2 separate regions of the Homo sapiens genome follow, and region 2 is linked to region 1. The links are chromatin loops, found by intact Hi-C in ENCODE. Cell type or tissue: chondrocyte. All regions are shown on one strand. Links, peaks and the distances in the headings refer to the core of each region. The heading gives the core; the rest is flanking DNA.

The links. Peaks named below come from ENCODE experiments on the same cell type or tissue, not always from the same donor. Only the 100,000 strongest peaks of a DNase experiment are listed, where the experiment ranks them.
Region 2: a loop joins it to region 1, with 4 times the contacts of the local background. A loop is called at or near these places in 3 of 110 quality-filtered maps.

What each region holds. Positions count from the first base shown.
Region 1 is chr1:241,352,670-241,361,011 of GRCh38, reverse strand. RGS7 (regulator of G protein signaling 7) reads left to right here and starts at 3,807. Exons shown (of 19, transcript NM_001364886.1): 1 at 3,807-4,113; 2 at 5,186-5,313. The coding sequence starts at 5,236. It overlaps LOC124904601 (a long non-coding RNA gene), which reads right to left and starts at 3,760. Exons shown (of 2, transcript XR_007067052.1): 1 at 3,530-3,760; 2 at 1-3,189. RefSeq lists a silencer at 3,906-3,955. In chondrocyte, for the core only: no CTCF peak of the experiment used is centred there; DNase peaks (open chromatin) are centred at 3,831 and 3,991.
Region 2 is chr1:241,479,022-241,487,363 of GRCh38, reverse strand. No RefSeq gene overlaps it. Among named protein-coding and RNA genes, the nearest start is that of FH, 37 kb to the left of the region's middle. In chondrocyte, for the core only: CTCF peaks have their summits at 1,242 and 1,444 (motif pointing right); no DNase peak of the experiment used is centred there.

The DNA.
Region 1 (8,342 bases), core at 279-8,278:
TTGTCAGCTATGGTAAGACTATTTTTAATATGGTTAGAGACAGCAGGAATTCAATACATGATGTTTTTATTACTAGTAATTTTCCTAATGGGTTTCAGCATTTCTTCCCTTTGTGTCTGAATAGAAACTCCTTCACCCTTCATATAGTAGATATCCTGCTAGTCCTTGAAGAGCCCGGTTTGAATGTCAATCTCTCCTTCAGTAGTTCATACACTGTCATTCAGTTTTTCACTTACATGCAGCTATTTGTCTCAAGATCTTATCTACCTAAGTTGGATTTCTTGTAGAATAGTGAAAAGAACCCAGAAGTCTTGGATTTGAGCTCTGCCAGCCACTCTTTCATGAAAGTGGAACCATTATGAATATAATGGAATCAGGGATGTATTATGAGAACTTACACAATTGTTGAGAAGGTTATTTTCCAGAAGAAGGAATTCACAGATCTGAGGAAAGTCACTATTGGGTTTCCTGAGGTCCTTGTGTGTATGGGCAAGTCAGAACTTCCAGGGGAATCTGGGAGGCCTGCCACATCCAGGAGGGGGACCCTGAAAGAAAGCTGGAAGAATACTCGGTGAAAAGCTTTTGTCTTTGCCTGGCTACTGCCTCTTTGGATCCATGTTAAGGCCCTTGTGATGGGTGTGTGGCTACTGTTGATCAGCTGTGCTGGAAATTTGGAAGATCTGGGTGTGAAGTGGGGGAGGGCCAGGACATGCTAGAACCCTCCAGGTGTCTGCATGTGTTGTCACAGCAAACTACAAAGACCTTGAGAGAGGAATAGATACTGTTTCACTCTGTTTCCCAAATCTTGCAAGAATTCGTCTTTGGGCCAACCGTACTTACATGCATACACTTACATGCATACGGGCAAGAGGATCCTGAGAAACATTGTTCCAGCTAATGCAGTCGATAGAGTACAAACCACCACTGCCACTTCTTGGCTATGTTGGTTGTATTGGGAAGTTGACCCAACCTTTCTGATCCTCTCCTTCCTCATTGTTGTATTGATGTAAATGAGATAACTATTATAACTATAGGGTCATTAGTAAGAATTAAATAAGATAATGCAAAAAAATCCATTACAAAATACATAGCTGGATGCAGTGGCTCATGCCTGTAATCCCAGCATTTTGGGAGGCCAAGGTGGGCGAATGACCTGGGATCACGAGTTCGAGACCAGCCTGGCCAACATCTCTACTAAAAATACAAAAATTGGCCAGGCATGGTGGCACGTGCCTGTAATCCCAGCTATTCAGGAGGCTGAGGCAGGAGAATCACTTGAACCTGGGAGGCAGAGGTTGCAGTGAGCAGAGACTGCACCACTGCCCTCCAGCCTGGGTGACAGAGCAAGACTTCATCTCAAAAAAAAATACAATTGCAAAATACAAAAGAACCTATCAGATTACTGTTACTAGATACATCCATTCATTTCATTAATGTATGTTTATTGTGCATCTACTATGCACCAGCAACTATACTATGCCTAGGATCTGAGGCAGTGACAATATCCTTGCTATCTTCAAGCTGAATCAGGCATAATTAGATATTCAAGTGGAGATGTAAAGTGAGCATTTGACAGACTGGATTTCAGGGGATAGATCCTGGTTAAAAATATACACTTGGAAGTTATTAGTGTTTAATAATGAAATACTAAAATGTATGAGCCTGAATTGGGTCACTTTAGGTACAGTGCATGTAAATTGAGAGGAGAAGAGGCTTAATGACTAAGATCCAAGATGCTTCAGAATTTGGGGGTCAAAAAGACAAAGAGGAACAAGCAATGAGAGTGAGAAAAAGCAGCCAGTAATGCAGAAAGAGAAATAATAGAGAGTGGTGTCCGGGTTAATTTATGCTGAAAAGTCAATTCATATGACAATTGAGAATTGACCATCAGCTTAGCACCATGGAGGTCATTTGCCAAAGTGGAACAGGTTCAACATGGAATGGAAAGATTTTGGCATAAAGGGAAGAAGGAAAATAGGGTGGCAATAAGTGGAAAGGGTGTCAAGAGATATTATATATATGTATGTTTATGTGTGTGTATAATTTATATATATAAATTAAATAGAGCCAATTATATATATGATAAATAGAGCTATATATATATATAGGCTCTCTATATATAGAGCTTGGGTACAGCTTCCTATGAGGATGGAAACTTTACCCAGAGATGCAAAGGAGGAGGAAGACTGCTTCCTTCAGGCGGTTCTCTCTTAAGAGGAAAATGGTCAAACTGAGTGAGCATACCCAGTTGTATTTGCAAATTTATTAATCCAAGTCATGCAAGTCACATCAACTTCTCAGGAGCAGACTGAACAAGAGGGAAGAGAGAGGGGTTAAAGGAGGGATAAGTAGATTTCAGCGAGAGCAAAAACGTTAAAGAAATATTTCGAGAAGTCGAAAACGAAGAGAATTTTGCTGAAGAAGATTCTAAGTTCCAGAGGCTACAGTGGAAAGATGTGGGGAGTTGGAGTGGGAGACAGGTCAGACTAGAGTGTGTGTAGTTTGGGACAATGATATTTCTCCTGTAGTACTTGGAACAGGGGCTAGGTTAGATAAATATTTGTTCCTTGAGAGAAACCTGACAAGACCTGCATGGGGCTGGGGTAATACATTGGTCCACATGGACCCCTGTTTGAGTAGAAGTGTTATCTCCAATAAGGTCTAGTCTGCTTAGACCAAGGGGTCAGGAAAGGCTGACCTTGATTATCTTCTCCTTCTGTCCCTCCCTCTCCTCCACACCTGGCCCAGTAGAGGAAGGAAAACTAGATTTACAGCTGATCTTGATTATCTTCTCCTTCTCTCCCTCCCTCTCCTCCACAGCTGGCCCAGGAGAGGAAGGAAAACTAGATTTACAGCGGCCCAGCCCTTCCCCCTGAAAGCCAGAGGCACAGGTTGCTTTACTACCACCGAGACAAAAGTGATCTGTCTCCTTTATGTCATTCTAATCCTTACAGAAGAATTTGTGGCAGCAGTACGAAGACTATAGCTAGGAGGATCAGCACCTCAGAAGCTCTTTGAAAATTGCTAGAGGATGAGGGCAGTGGGCAAGAGGAAAGTTCCTCTGAGCACCTTCTGTTAAAAGGAGAAGCCAGGCCTTGGGGATGTTCCTTCAGTTTCACAAGTGGCAAGATTTTCACCTCCGGTTGGCAGCTTTCAAATCGTTTCCCATTTCTCCAACTTAGGAAGAAGCTGTGAAAACCGCAGGCAAACGGGGATGAATGATTCATTTGGTCCTGGCCATTTCCTTCATTCCTAGGGTGTCTCAATATCTCTCTACTCTGTTATTTAAGCATAATAATAATAATAATAATAATAATAATAATAATAATAATAATAATAATAAATCATCTGCTTCCCTGGGACTTTCAGCGGAGTCGTTAGGCACGTGATGAAACCTTGGTTTGCACGGGGCTCCATCCATCCATTCATCCGTGCATCCGTCCGTCCATCTGTCCATCCATTCACTAGACCACCCACCCACCTACCACCCACCCACCCATCGCACAGCCTTCCTCCCTTTCCGGCTTACACTGGGCGTTAAACTCCGGTCTCTCCAGGCCTCCGGCGCACGTACACACGCGCGGGCGAGCGGGCGGGGTGTGCGGGAGCGCGGGCTGGCCGCGCCGGGGGCAGGACTACAGCCTCCCGAGGGGCGCGAGGGCGGGAGGCCGGGGAGGCCCGGGAGGCCCGGGCGGTGTGGCGGCGGCCGAGCCGAGCCCATCCGAGCCGGCACCTTCGGACGCCCCTGTCCCACGTGACTGTCCCCTCCTCCCTCCTCCCAGTCGCGCGCACGGGCCGGGCGTCTCGACTCCCGCGCGCGCTCGGCTGGTCCCAGTCCCCGGGAGAAGAAGCGGAGGAGGGAGAGAGCCAGCGAGGCGGCCCAGGGGAGCGGGCGCGAGTGGCGGCTGCCGGAGCCGCCTGTGCACGGGCGGCGGCGAGGCGAGGGTGGCGGTCGCCTGAGCAGCTAGAGCCGGGGCGGCGCGGAATCCGCATCCGCCGCGAGTGTGATGAAGCTACCCTGCCTCGCTGCTCCGCTTGCCGCCAGCTGACACCGCCTGCACCCAGCCCGCCCGGGAGGGGAGACGCCGCGGGGCCGTGACCTTGGCGGAGGAGGTAAATAGGGAAGGCGGGCGGGGAGGAGGCAGCGCCACCCAGAGCCCTCCCGGCCCCCGGCCCGCACCCAGCCCTCGCTCTGCGCAGCGGGAGCGTCCGCGGGCGCAGGGCGGCCGCCCCCGGGAGCCCCGCGCCGGGGCTGGGCTACGGGCGCCGCGCGCACCCCGCGGTCCACGGTGCTGAAACTGCTGCCCGGCTCCGGCGGCCGCCGCGGCGCGGGGCACAGGCTCGCCTGCCATTTGCTGCTGCCGTGAGAGCGAGCAAGGGGAGCAGGGGCTTGCCTGTTTTCTCCTCTTTGGCTGGTTGCTCTGGAGGCTTCTGCAGTTAGGCTTTTACCCACGGTGACCCGGGTAAAATGGCCTGAAGGCTTGACCTCCCACTAGTTCTTGTTGCCGGGACATATTCTGGTGTCTTCTTGCAAAAATTAGGCAGGATTACCTCCGGACTTCCGAAGCGAAGTGGGGAGAAAGGAGAGCAGCCGGTGGCTGGCAGCGCAGGCAGGTGAAAGTAGGCGAAGCATATACTCCGGCTCTGTGTGGGAGACCCGGGGGAATAGAGAGGAAGCCCGTGCGCTGGAGAATGACACCGGGAATGGGCCTCTCTGATGGGCTGCAGGTGGGGACACTAGACAGATACCTAGGAGAAAGTGTGCTAACCCGCCCCCCACTCCCCCACCGCATCCCCCAGGTGTTGCCTTTCCACCCTTTGGGGAAAACATCACCAAGTTCAGATGCAAGTATTGGGAGAGAAGAGAACTCTGTACTAGGAAAATGCTACCCACGAGTTTTTAGGGTGAGCATCAAACACTTCTCAAAATGAGTATCCAGAAAATGAAGTCAGCTAAAACAATAACCAAATGGCTATTTCTACCTGGAAGATTGTAATTTCTTACAATTCCTTGAGGTTATTGTAGGTGTCAACTCACTTTTTAAAAAATCCATGTCCTGTGTCACTTTCTCCAGCCAGCCCCAGTTTGTAAGAACGCGCCATGTGGGGTGGGTGCTGTGAATGATGATGATGAATCAGGGGAGTCCCACTGGGATCTCACTGAAGTCTCTCTGACCCTTTGCAGGGCACACTGATAATTCTTGTATCTTGAGAGTGGACCAAGTTTTGGGTGACATGGCCCAGGGGAATAATTATGGGCAGACCAGCAACGGGGTGGCCGATGAATCACCCAACATGCTGGTGTACAGAAAGGTAAGAATGTCTTCAGTTTCTTGGAAAACGGGAAACTTCCGGCTTTCTCGATTTTTTTCCCCCTCTAGATCAGAGTATGTATCAACTTTGTGGCCTTGTGGATTTCCCAGATCATCAGTGATTATGTACTATATACGTGAAAGTGATCTGACATTCTCAAATGATGCATATGTGGGGAAACACACTGAAGTAAATGAGGCCTCCTCACGTGTTCCCTGCTGGTTTTGAATAGATTATTCTGTCCTGAGCAATGACAGCACGTTTGGGCATTCCAGATATTTTGGTTGTTATACACATGATTTAGTAGCATCCGTAATAATTTTAGAAGCTTTTTCTTATACCCCCTTTAAACATTTAGGTTATAATAATGATATAAGCATATCACATTTTAGAAATAAAAGTAGACCACTTTGCAATTTTGTGGCAAGAGAGACTGTGTCTGTGTAAATGTATGTGGTTTACTAATTTCGTTCTTGACTAAACAATTCTAGTCTTTTTTTGTCTTAGCCTAAATTATTTTTTACTTTCTGTTACTTTTATGACTTGGGGTATTTATGGGTATTTATATTCTAGTGCCGTATGCCTATTAAATCATTAAATAATATTTATCTTGCAGAGTTGCTTTTTTTTGGCCACAAATAGATTTGACAGCCTTATACATTTAATAGCAATGCTACTGGCAACAAACTTTTAGACACTGAGCAACCATAATAAAGATGCGTTTAACTATTACATGTGCTTTTGAGTGATTGCTTAGGCAGCTTCACTCTGGTTATCATCAACAATCTTACTAAAATTAAGGATGCAGTGTTCTTCTGCCCCAATCATTTTTATTGCATTTTATAGATGATTTTTTGAGTATATTATCTGGAGTGCTTATTGGGCAATATTTCTTTAGTTAACACTAACAATGGTAAAAAGGAAGTCATGCTTTGAAACACCCCAAAATTGTTAAAGGCTTTAATTAGAGAAAAGCCCATTGAAGAGTTCAAGATGTTTGCATTTCTTTCTTTTTCAGCAAGGGGATCAGAGCTGATTATGAATAAAGATGAAAGACTATGTGCTACTTTAACCTGCACTAAATCAAAACTTTTCATCCGTGTAGCCCAGAATCATTAAAAGGTAGTGATGAATATGTGTTTGAGGGAATATTGCTATGGCTTTAATGGAAAGATGCACAGGCGTCCTGGTACAATGCTAGCTGTTTTATTCTCTAGCCTGGGCGAACAGTACTATACTGTGTACCTATGAATGCATTTATATGTGTCTGAGATAAAACAGTATGATGGGAAAGATAAATCAGAACTTAGCTTTCTATGTTAGTCTTAAAGCATTCCAACTGCATAAATCAGGAAAATAATCTACTTGAGTTTAAATTATTAGTATTGTATTTTTAAGTTAATTGAAATAACTGGATACCTGTCTATTCTATTTAGAGTTGGTTTTGAGAAGAAATATTTTGGGGGGAGTTCGGTGGTTTCAAATAAGTCATAATATTTTGTGTTTGGTAAGACTCTGAGTATTGTAATATGCAAGCTGTGAGAATTTTGAATTCTATCTTATGGGTGTATACAATGTGAAGAGTTAGACTTTTGGTTGGAAAATTATAGTAGTAAGCTATTTCCGTTAGGCTAAACAATTGTATTCCCTCTCTGTTTCCCTTTAAAAGATTAAGGACTGAGTAGATTGGACACCTAATAGTTATCTTCATTAGAAATAAACTAAATATGCAGCAACTAGTGTGTGTCATTCAGTCAGTTATTATGAGAACAAAAAAAGAAAAAATAAGAAGACAGGGCTTTCAGAAATAGTTATTTGACTGTTTAGTGTACCTGAGCCTCATATTGGTAATTTTGGGTTTACTCTACACAGTGTTGTATAGCATCGAATCGCCATTAATTTTACTTTTAAGTTAACAGACTGTAATGATTTCAGGAAGAGAATGTACTACCTCATTTTTTAAAGCATGATTATTTTGTTGATTAAGCTGGGAACTGCTTGTGCTACTCATTTTTCCCTTCTTTTATTAGCTTTTTGCTTATTATTAGTGACCACATATAACTTACTTGTCAAAGAAAGATTTTCTTGATAAGGCATTATTGGAAAAAGTAACTCCTTTCAGTACATTTTACTCTTAATGCTTACCTATGGATTGTCTGTCTATTCTTGTATTCTCTGAGCATATGTTTTTTGTTTTTCTTTGTGATAGAAATAACAATATATAAATAATATCAGATAATGTATAAAGAGACACAGCGTCCTTGCTTATCATTTGCTAGTTATCAGGTCAAATGGTCTTTATCTGTGTGTAGACATAGATCGTGACATCACATATTTCGTGTGTCCATTATGCTTCTATTTTTTCTATCTTATATGGGCTTTCCATTCAATATCTTCTCAGTAGAGGCCAAATTTCAATGTGAAGAACAACACAATAATTGGAGAGGGGTGTTGGTTGAATATGTGTGTTAGGATATTTCAACTGCTCTGCCTTCATAAAGGAATAAACACTAGATTACAATGCTTATTAATTAGGAAGTCAATCGAAGACTTAGAAAAAAAGTTCAGTTCCAATAGGACATTGCTTAGTAACAGTGGAGAGAAAGGATAGAGAAATTGCTGTTCTATTGACTCATGCCCATTTCCCCTTCTACTTCACTATTGAAGCATCGTTCTTGAAAGTGTGTTCTGAACTGGGAATATTCGTGGTGTTTTCCCTCCTCATGACACCTCCTGTTTACTTATTGCATATGACTCTGATGATTTACACACACTCAAGATATGTATGTGCTGTTTCCATTTTATCTTCATAGGCTATTGGTTTCCAAAGTGGAATACACAGAAAAGCTGGGATGTGTAAATTTCTTGTGTGTGTTTGATGTTTCTCTCGTTATCACTATCCTCATACAAATTACAGGAGTTCCTCCAAATCACAGAAAGATTCCAGGGATCTGTTTTCCATGGAGAAGTCCATAGGAATCTTATGGAAAAAATGTACAGCGGATAAAACTCTGATTGTTAAGGTAGAG
Region 2 (8,342 bases), core at 229-8,228, 130 kb before region 1:
CTTACCCTTATATGAACATCTTACATAACGATAGCACAATGGTCAAGAACAGAAAACTAACATCAGTATAATATTAATTATAGATGTTTTTCCAAATTTCACCAATTTTTCCATTATCCTTTCTCTGTTGCAAGATCCCACCTGGGATCCCACATTGCATTTAGTTAATTCTCCTTAGTCTCTTCCTGTCTGTAACAGTTTTTCAGCCCTTGGTTATCTTTTATCACTTGACACTTATGAAGAGTATTGATCTGTTGTTTTGTTTTAGAGATGAGGTCTTGCTGTGGTGCCCAGGCTGGAGTTCAGTGACCAGTCACAGGTGTGATCATAGCTCACTGCAGCCTCAAACTCCTGGCCTCAAGACATCTTCCTGCCTCAGCCTCCCAAGTGGCTGGGACCACAGAGTGCAACATGCCTGGCTGGATCATTTGTTCTATAGAATGTCTGCCAATTTGAATTATTCTGATACTTTCTCATAATTGGAATGAAGTTATGGATTTTTGGCAAGAATACCACAGAAATGATGTTGTGGTGTCCTCAGGGCATCATACTAAGGGGTTGATAATCTCTGTGTCTTATTATTGATATTTACTTTGATTGCTTTGGTTAAGTGGGTGTCTGCCATGTTTTTTACTATAAAGTTACCATTTTTCCCTTTGTAGTTAGTATGTATCTTAGGGAAATATGTTGAAACTATGCAAAATCTATTCTCAAACTTTCAGCCACAAATTTTTGCATCCATGAGAGTACCTTATCTGTCTGTGACAGTTACTATTGTGGTGGTTGCCTAATGGCGATTATGGTTTTTTATCTAATACATTTATTTAAATTCTACTATGAGGAAGAGCCATTTCTTTCCCTGTTTGTTCACTTATTTTATTATTTATAACAATTTGGAACCATAGATATTTATTTTATTCTATGTGTTCAGTACTACCATTATTTACTTTGTGACTCAATTTGCTCTAACATTAGCCAGTCAAGTGGGTCCTTGTGCTTAAACAAGCCTTAATTATTTTTTGTTTTTATTGATTTATTTTTTAGTGTTTCCTTTATTTTCTGGGACCACAAGATGTTCTTTACTTTCTACTCCTATGACCTCCAAACATTTCCAAAATAGGACTGATCCCATGAGGCACTCTATTAACTTTGAAGTGGTAAGCTAATGAGTTCATGTGACTGGTAGTATCTACTCTGTGAATTAGTTCTCTTCTGTGTAGCAAGCTACACAATTGTCAAATAAGAATCACCTGTGCCTATTACTGTTACATACTAGTCGTGGCTGAATATTTGCCAAATACCACGCACAAATGAAAAACAATAAGCTGACTTCATGCTTTTGCTTGGGGAATTGTATGTATGTTGTGTGTGTCTTCAAACGAATCAAGGAAATTTTAGATTGTTGTAGATGCTTCGAGGGATATGGGGGCTGATTTTTTAAAAAGCAATACATGACCACAAGGTGGCAATAGCACAGATGAGCTTTATTTGCCTTTGACAGGTTTGCATGCAGGAGAAGTCCCTCAGAGCAGGAGAAGTCCCTCAGAGCATGAGGTCTTCCGGAGTTTAAAGTACGGGAAGCCACCACTCAGAAAGAGTGGAGGGCAAGGGGACTTCCAGGGAAGAGGGAAATTTGATAGAGGGCTATGTGTCTAGGTAACATCATTAGCAGCATGGCAAGAGTGACTCAGACAGCTCCAAAGGGCAGCAGCAGCTTGGGGTCTTTAGGGCCCAGAACTTATCTATTGCTAGCAGATGTTTGGTGCAGTTTTACTGAGTACACAATACAGACAGGCTCTAAGTGGCTACAAATATGCTTATTTAGACTATCTGCTTGTTTGGACCGATCTAACAATTGGATGTGTAAAAATTTGAGTTTGGAGCTGTCAGATTTTTGAGTTAGCGGGTCTCTGCCTGCAGTGAAGAAATAAACAATCTAGGGCCCCATACACAGATGCCATTGTTGACTCATTTATATAACATTCATAAAGTAGCACTATGATTTTTCATGCTACATCAACTCTCAGTTTCAGGAATGTAATGAATGATTATTAAAGGTGAGCTGCATGGCTGAGCAGCTTGTCAATCTTGATTTACACAGTAAGAATGATACATTATTAGCATAGGACTATTATAGAAGTAAGAACTTAAAACCTGCGTTACAATTCTATTCCTCCCACCATTTGGGCATCCAGTGAGAAGCTGAAGATGGCATGCAAATCCTGATAATCTACTCACTCCATATCCAAGGGGACTTGGGGAGAATCTGAGGTGGCACCTGTGGTGGAGTGGACAATGTTGGACTTGGAGTTCAAAGTCATCTCCAGATCCTGATACTGTTGTTTGCTTGTCCCATGACCCATAGGTAGAGGATTTAATTCTGTAAAAGCAGTCTTCTCTGCAAAATGGGAATAGAACTGTCTAACTCACATGGTTATTGTTGGTGCTAGAACAACACCAACAACATTACATCCTGAGTCCCAGAACATAAATGCTACCCCGAATGAACTTTTATAGACTGTTTATAGTCCATGTGATGACATAATAGATGATCTCCCTACCTGATGTGACTGGAATGGTATGGAGACAGCCACTCTGCAATGTTGACTCAAAGATCCACTACATTATAATGCTCCAAGAAGATAAGGAACACATGTATTTTGTCTACTTCTGAATATCCAAGATTTTACCGGGTACCTGACATACAGTAAGTACTATATAAAGACATTATTTGAACAACTTCTTTGAGAAAACCTCAATTGAATGCATTTATGGAAAATAAGTTCTAGATATCTATGTACAACATTGTGCCTAGAGTCAGCAATGCTATGCTGTGCACTTGAAAATTTGTTAAGAGGATAGATCTCATGTTAAGTGTTCTCATGAAACAATCCCTGATAAATGCAAATATCTATTAAATAATTAATGTCTTGGTTCATAATAATCAATCAAATTAACTTCACTTAGCAGTATCCTAAGGGAATGGGGCATAATTTTGATGAAAGGAGGTTTAGAGCATGGGATATTGTTGAGTAAGGAGAGCATGGCTAAAGTGCTGGGGCAGGTGGTCGCCAAACAGCCAGTAGGGAGTCAGAAGAGGTTAAATGCACTGGGAGGGAAACACTCAAACCTAAGAGAGGGCTTATGAATATGGTCACTTAAAACAAACACGGACAACTTCCTAAGGATGAGTTCTGTGCCTATACAACTTTTCATGTAAATGAAGCTCTATCTTGCTGGGGATAATATATGATGGAATTAATTGTATCTTGGACATGGTTCGTGTTTCCTAGAGGTGCTATAGAAAAGGATAGACACGTCCAGGCGCAGTGGCTCACGGCTGTAATCCCAGCACTTTGGGAGGCCGAGGGGGGCGGATCACGAGGTCAGGAGATCGAGACCATCCTGGCTAACATGGTGAAAGCCCGTCTCTACTAAAAAAATACAAAAAATTAGCTGGGCGTGGTGGCAGGCGCCTGTAATCCCAGCTACATGGGAGGCTGAGGCAGGAGAATGGCGTGAACCCGGGAGGCGGAGCTTGCAGTGAGCCGAGATCGTGCCACTGCACTCCAGTCTGGGCGACAGAGCCAGACTCCGTCTCAAAGGAAAAAAAAAAAATGAGAAAGGGATAGACACCCATTTTTGCAGACTCCACAAGCCAGTTATCTCTGAAGGCTGGACAGTCTGTGGACAGCTGCTGTGTGCAGACAGCAGCACAGGAAAAGGAAGACAGAGGAGAGGGAGTAGAGGATGGTAAGTGACAGACACATGGATCCAGGGAAGAAGAAGAGAAGCAGTGAAAAGAGAGATAAAGAGGAAAATGAGACATCCGCAATGCTGAGAGTTGATGTCATTTGTTTCCAGAGCTCCTAATCGACTCAAAAACTTCTCGGTATAGGCCAAAATCCTCATGACACTTTTTTTTCCCCTATCTTTCCTACTCACAAATCTCAACATTTGTCTTTGAAAGGTACTCATCTACTTCTCAAATATTGTACTTACAGATAGAAGTCTTCAGAACCTGCATACTATTTTGTGTCTCAGCCACCAAAAAAAAAAAAAAAAAAAATTATGGAGAGTAATTGGGCAAATTGAGGGTATGAACGCCAGAAGAAACAATGTATTTTGACAAGAAAAATTGGTTGGCAAACGTTAAGGTTTTTATGAGTAATCACAATGATTCTTTAAGTAATTATAATTTGTTCCACACTCTGTCACAGTTGTTTTGATTGTGGCTTTTTATTAGTGAATAAAGTTATTTAGTTGTCCTTATTTTTAGGAATAGATTCACAGTATTGAAATATTTCAAATACCAATGATGTTAAATTTCTTGAATATTTTCCCTTTCTACTGTCTGATGAGTCATTGGACTATCATTCTGTCCCAAGAACATTATAGTGACACCAGTCTTAGTCACAAAATCATTACTGTCATAAAGTGGGGGGGCAGGATATGGGAAGAAATCTACACAATGAGACAAACCTGGCTTAATCTTACAGTTGCAATTATTACCCACATTTTTAAAGCAAACTTATCTTGAAGTAAATTTTCAAATTTCCCAATACTAAATTGCCCTGTCATTAGCCTGTCTCCAGATGAATGAAGTCTTGGGGCTGCAGGGATAAGTAGTTTAGATGCTGTGGTTTCATAATTGAATTTTCTTTTTATAAGCATGGAGAATGAGGATTAGGAGTATTATTCTGCAGGAACTGAGTGCAGCCATTGATGTAAACCCAGATGTGCTCTGTTGTACCATAGAAACATAAAGATAGAGCACCTCTGCAGTCTATGTGGTTAAATCCCTAGCTGAAGTATAAAACTCATAATAATAATGCTCTTATAAACTTTCATATGGAGGAGACAGACACTGAATATTTGTTGATTAGTAAGGCATTTGCATTGGTAAAGCGTTGCATACTGTTGAAAAGTCTAAATAAAAGATCTGTTTTCAAATATAAATAAATAAAATAGTTCATGTGTAAGAAGATAGGATAGGTAAGAAATGATATATGTAAGAAATACGATAAATAATCAAAAGTTCTTGTGTAAGAATTAAAGCAGGTAGCTTTCCTAGTGATATTACAACACATCAAACTATAATACAATACTGTGACTTTCACTTTTCAGTGTGACAACGAATTACAGGTGGAACAACACATAGAACTGACTGTTTTTTTCACTATTTCACAGAACTGGGATGGCCGAGGATTTGATAATGGGTAAGAAAGATGACCTGAATGGTCAATGCTGTAAACTTGTCTCCTTTACTAATAAACAAATTCAAACTCAGAGAAACTGGTGAATAATATCTATGCTATTTAACAAACATTCTTTCAACAATTAGTATTTAGTCTTTACTTTGTCTTTGGCTTTCCATTAGGCCTAAGGTTCAAAAGATAAAAGAGACAGCCTCGATGTAAAGTCTAAATGATTGATCAGGGAATTATGGGACACAAAAACAGTGATGGGAAAATATTCTTGGCAAAGAATACACTAATAGTCATTTTCACAGTTCCCTGCAGCATCTCTATTTACTCATAGGTAAAATTGTTGTTTGGAAAAATCCTCAAATAGATCATCCTTCTGCTGGACCCACATTTAACTGTTCAAAATAACTAATCTTTGTTGGCTTTATTAAACTATCAAGTATCAAAATTCCACAACTTTTCAGCAGAGCCTGTTGCTTCCATCTTTTTTGTACAGGGATTATTTTCTTATTTCTCTCTGAATTGTTTTGGTGATCTAAGGTCATTTACTCTGACTTTGTCACTAGGCAATATCTTCTGCTGGCACAGAAAATCATTCTTAAGGAAACTTCTCTTTCTTCTTATCAGTCAAAATGTGCTTCCTTTAATCTTTTACTTCAGGCCTATTTTTCATCATGCTGTCTTTCCCTGGAAATTTTCCTTTATTTGAGCGGGGCAGGTGGTAGGCACAGAAGCCAGTCATACTTGCTTTAAAATTGACCCAACCATTACTAAGAATAGCATTCATTGATGAACAACAACTATTAAATGCCTGTTCTGTGGCAGGCACTGTGCTAGGGACTGGGTCTGCACACACAAATTATATATGATCCCTGTTCTTGGGTCTAGTGGTCTAGAAAAGGTGACCAATAATCAGAAAAACGTGCAAAAGAAGTGTGATAAGGCATTGTTGAGTGTCATAAAGAATATGGAAGGTTGAAGGTAGGCACACATCGAGGGGCCAATTTTGGGTGGTGTTTATCAGGGCTTCATGGGAGTAGTGACTCTTGGGCTTATTGGAGTTTGAAAAGGTGGGCAGAAAATGAGTGGGACAAAGTATCACCTGTCCATATCTCGCTATCCATTTGTAGAACTTTTTAGATATGCATAGAAGACAAGACAAGTTTATTTTCCCCTCAATTGTTCGAAATTTATTGCCTTATCTATGTGCAATTTGGTGAACGTCCACGTGCACTTGAAAAAAAAAAGCAGTGTGGTGATTCCTCAAAGAATGAAAAACAGAATTACCATTTGACCCAGCAATCCCATTATTGGATACATATCCCCTAAAATACAAATCATTCTACCAGAAAGCCACTTGCATGAGTATGTTCATGGTAGCACTATTCATAATAGCAAAGACCTAGAATCAACCTAAATTCCTATCAATGATACACTGGATAAAGAAAATGTGGTACATAAACACCATGGAATATTATGCGGCCATAAAAAAGAATGAGATCATCCATCTCTATCCTTTGCAACAAATGGAGCTGGAGGCCATTATCCTAAGTAAACTAATGCAGGAACAGAAAACAAAATATTGCACGTTCTGACTTATAAATGGGAGCTAAACGACAAGAACACATAGACACAGAGGGGAACAACAGATGCTAGGGTCTATTTGAGGGTGGAGGGTGTGAGGAGAAACAGGATCAGATGAAATGCCTATCAGGTACTATGCTTAGTACGTGGATGAGGAAATAATCTATATATCAAACCCCCATAATGCAAGTTTACCTATATACCATACCTAAGGCACATGTACCCCTGAACCTTAAGTAAAAGTTAAAAGAAAAAAAAACTTTAAAAAGTGTATTCTACTGTAATCGGATGTAGTGTTCTGGAAATGTTAGTCAGGTCAAGTTGGTTAATAACAGTATTCGGACCTTTTATAGCCTTACAAATACTTTCATCTATTCTTGTCTACTTTATTTGTTCAAGATTTTAGTTTCCAACTTTGATTATGAATTTATTTCTTCCTTTAGTTTTCTCAATTTTTTTCCTCATAAGTGTTTAAACTATATTATTATGTGCATTAGAGTTGTATGTCTGCTTGATGAATTTCTCCTTTGCTTATTATCAAACATCCCATTTATCTCCTGTAATATTCTTTGTCTTGAAGTCTATTCCAGCTTTCTTATTTTCTGCATGGTATATTTTTTTCCATTCTTATACCTTCTAACTTATTTGTATTATTTGATTCAAAGAGCATCTCTTGTAGGCAACATATAGATGCATCATCCTTTTTTGAATTAGATGCTCTCTGCCTTTACATTAGTGTTTTAGTTCACTTATACGCATTGTAACTTTTGATATGGCATGGTTTAATTCTTCCATCTCACTGTTTTTTAAATTTCTCTTTTCTGTTTCTTGTTCCTCTGTTTTTCATTTCTCGTGTGCTTTTGGATTGTTTGGATATTTTAGCATCTCATGGTATTTCTTCTGCTGACTTGTTACCTATGTCTCTTCCTGTGTTTGTAATGGCTGCTCTGGGGCTAATAATATGCATCTTTAATCTATCAAAGTCTCTTTAGAATCAATATCTAACACTTCACACTTCACACCTGACACTTCCTACTTCATATTGCTCATTTCTAACCTCACTTCTATCACTATGCACTTCCCATTTTTCACTTCCCAAATAAAGCAACCTTAGAAGAGTGTAACTCAATGTAATTTCCCTATGCTTCATGCTGTGTCTTAAATTTTCCTTCTACATATATTATAAATCTCACCTGGATATAAACAGTGAATTGCCTTTTAAGAAATTGTCTTTTAAGAGAATAAGGAAACAGCTTTTTGTGATATTAATCAATCTATTGACTATGACTGGCACTTTCCTTTATTTCCTGTAGATTTAACTTTTTAATCTTCTATCATTTCTTTTCAGTCTCAAGAACATTCTTTAGCATTTCTTGTAAGTCTCTTGGTGATGAATTTTTTCAGCATTTGTTTATCTGAAAATGTGTTTATTTTACCTTCAATTTTGAGGTTTTTTTTTTGACAGAGTCTTGCTCTGTTACCCAGGCTGGAGTGGAGGGGTGCAATCATGGTTCACTGCAGGCTTGACCTCCTGGGCTCAAGTGATCCCCC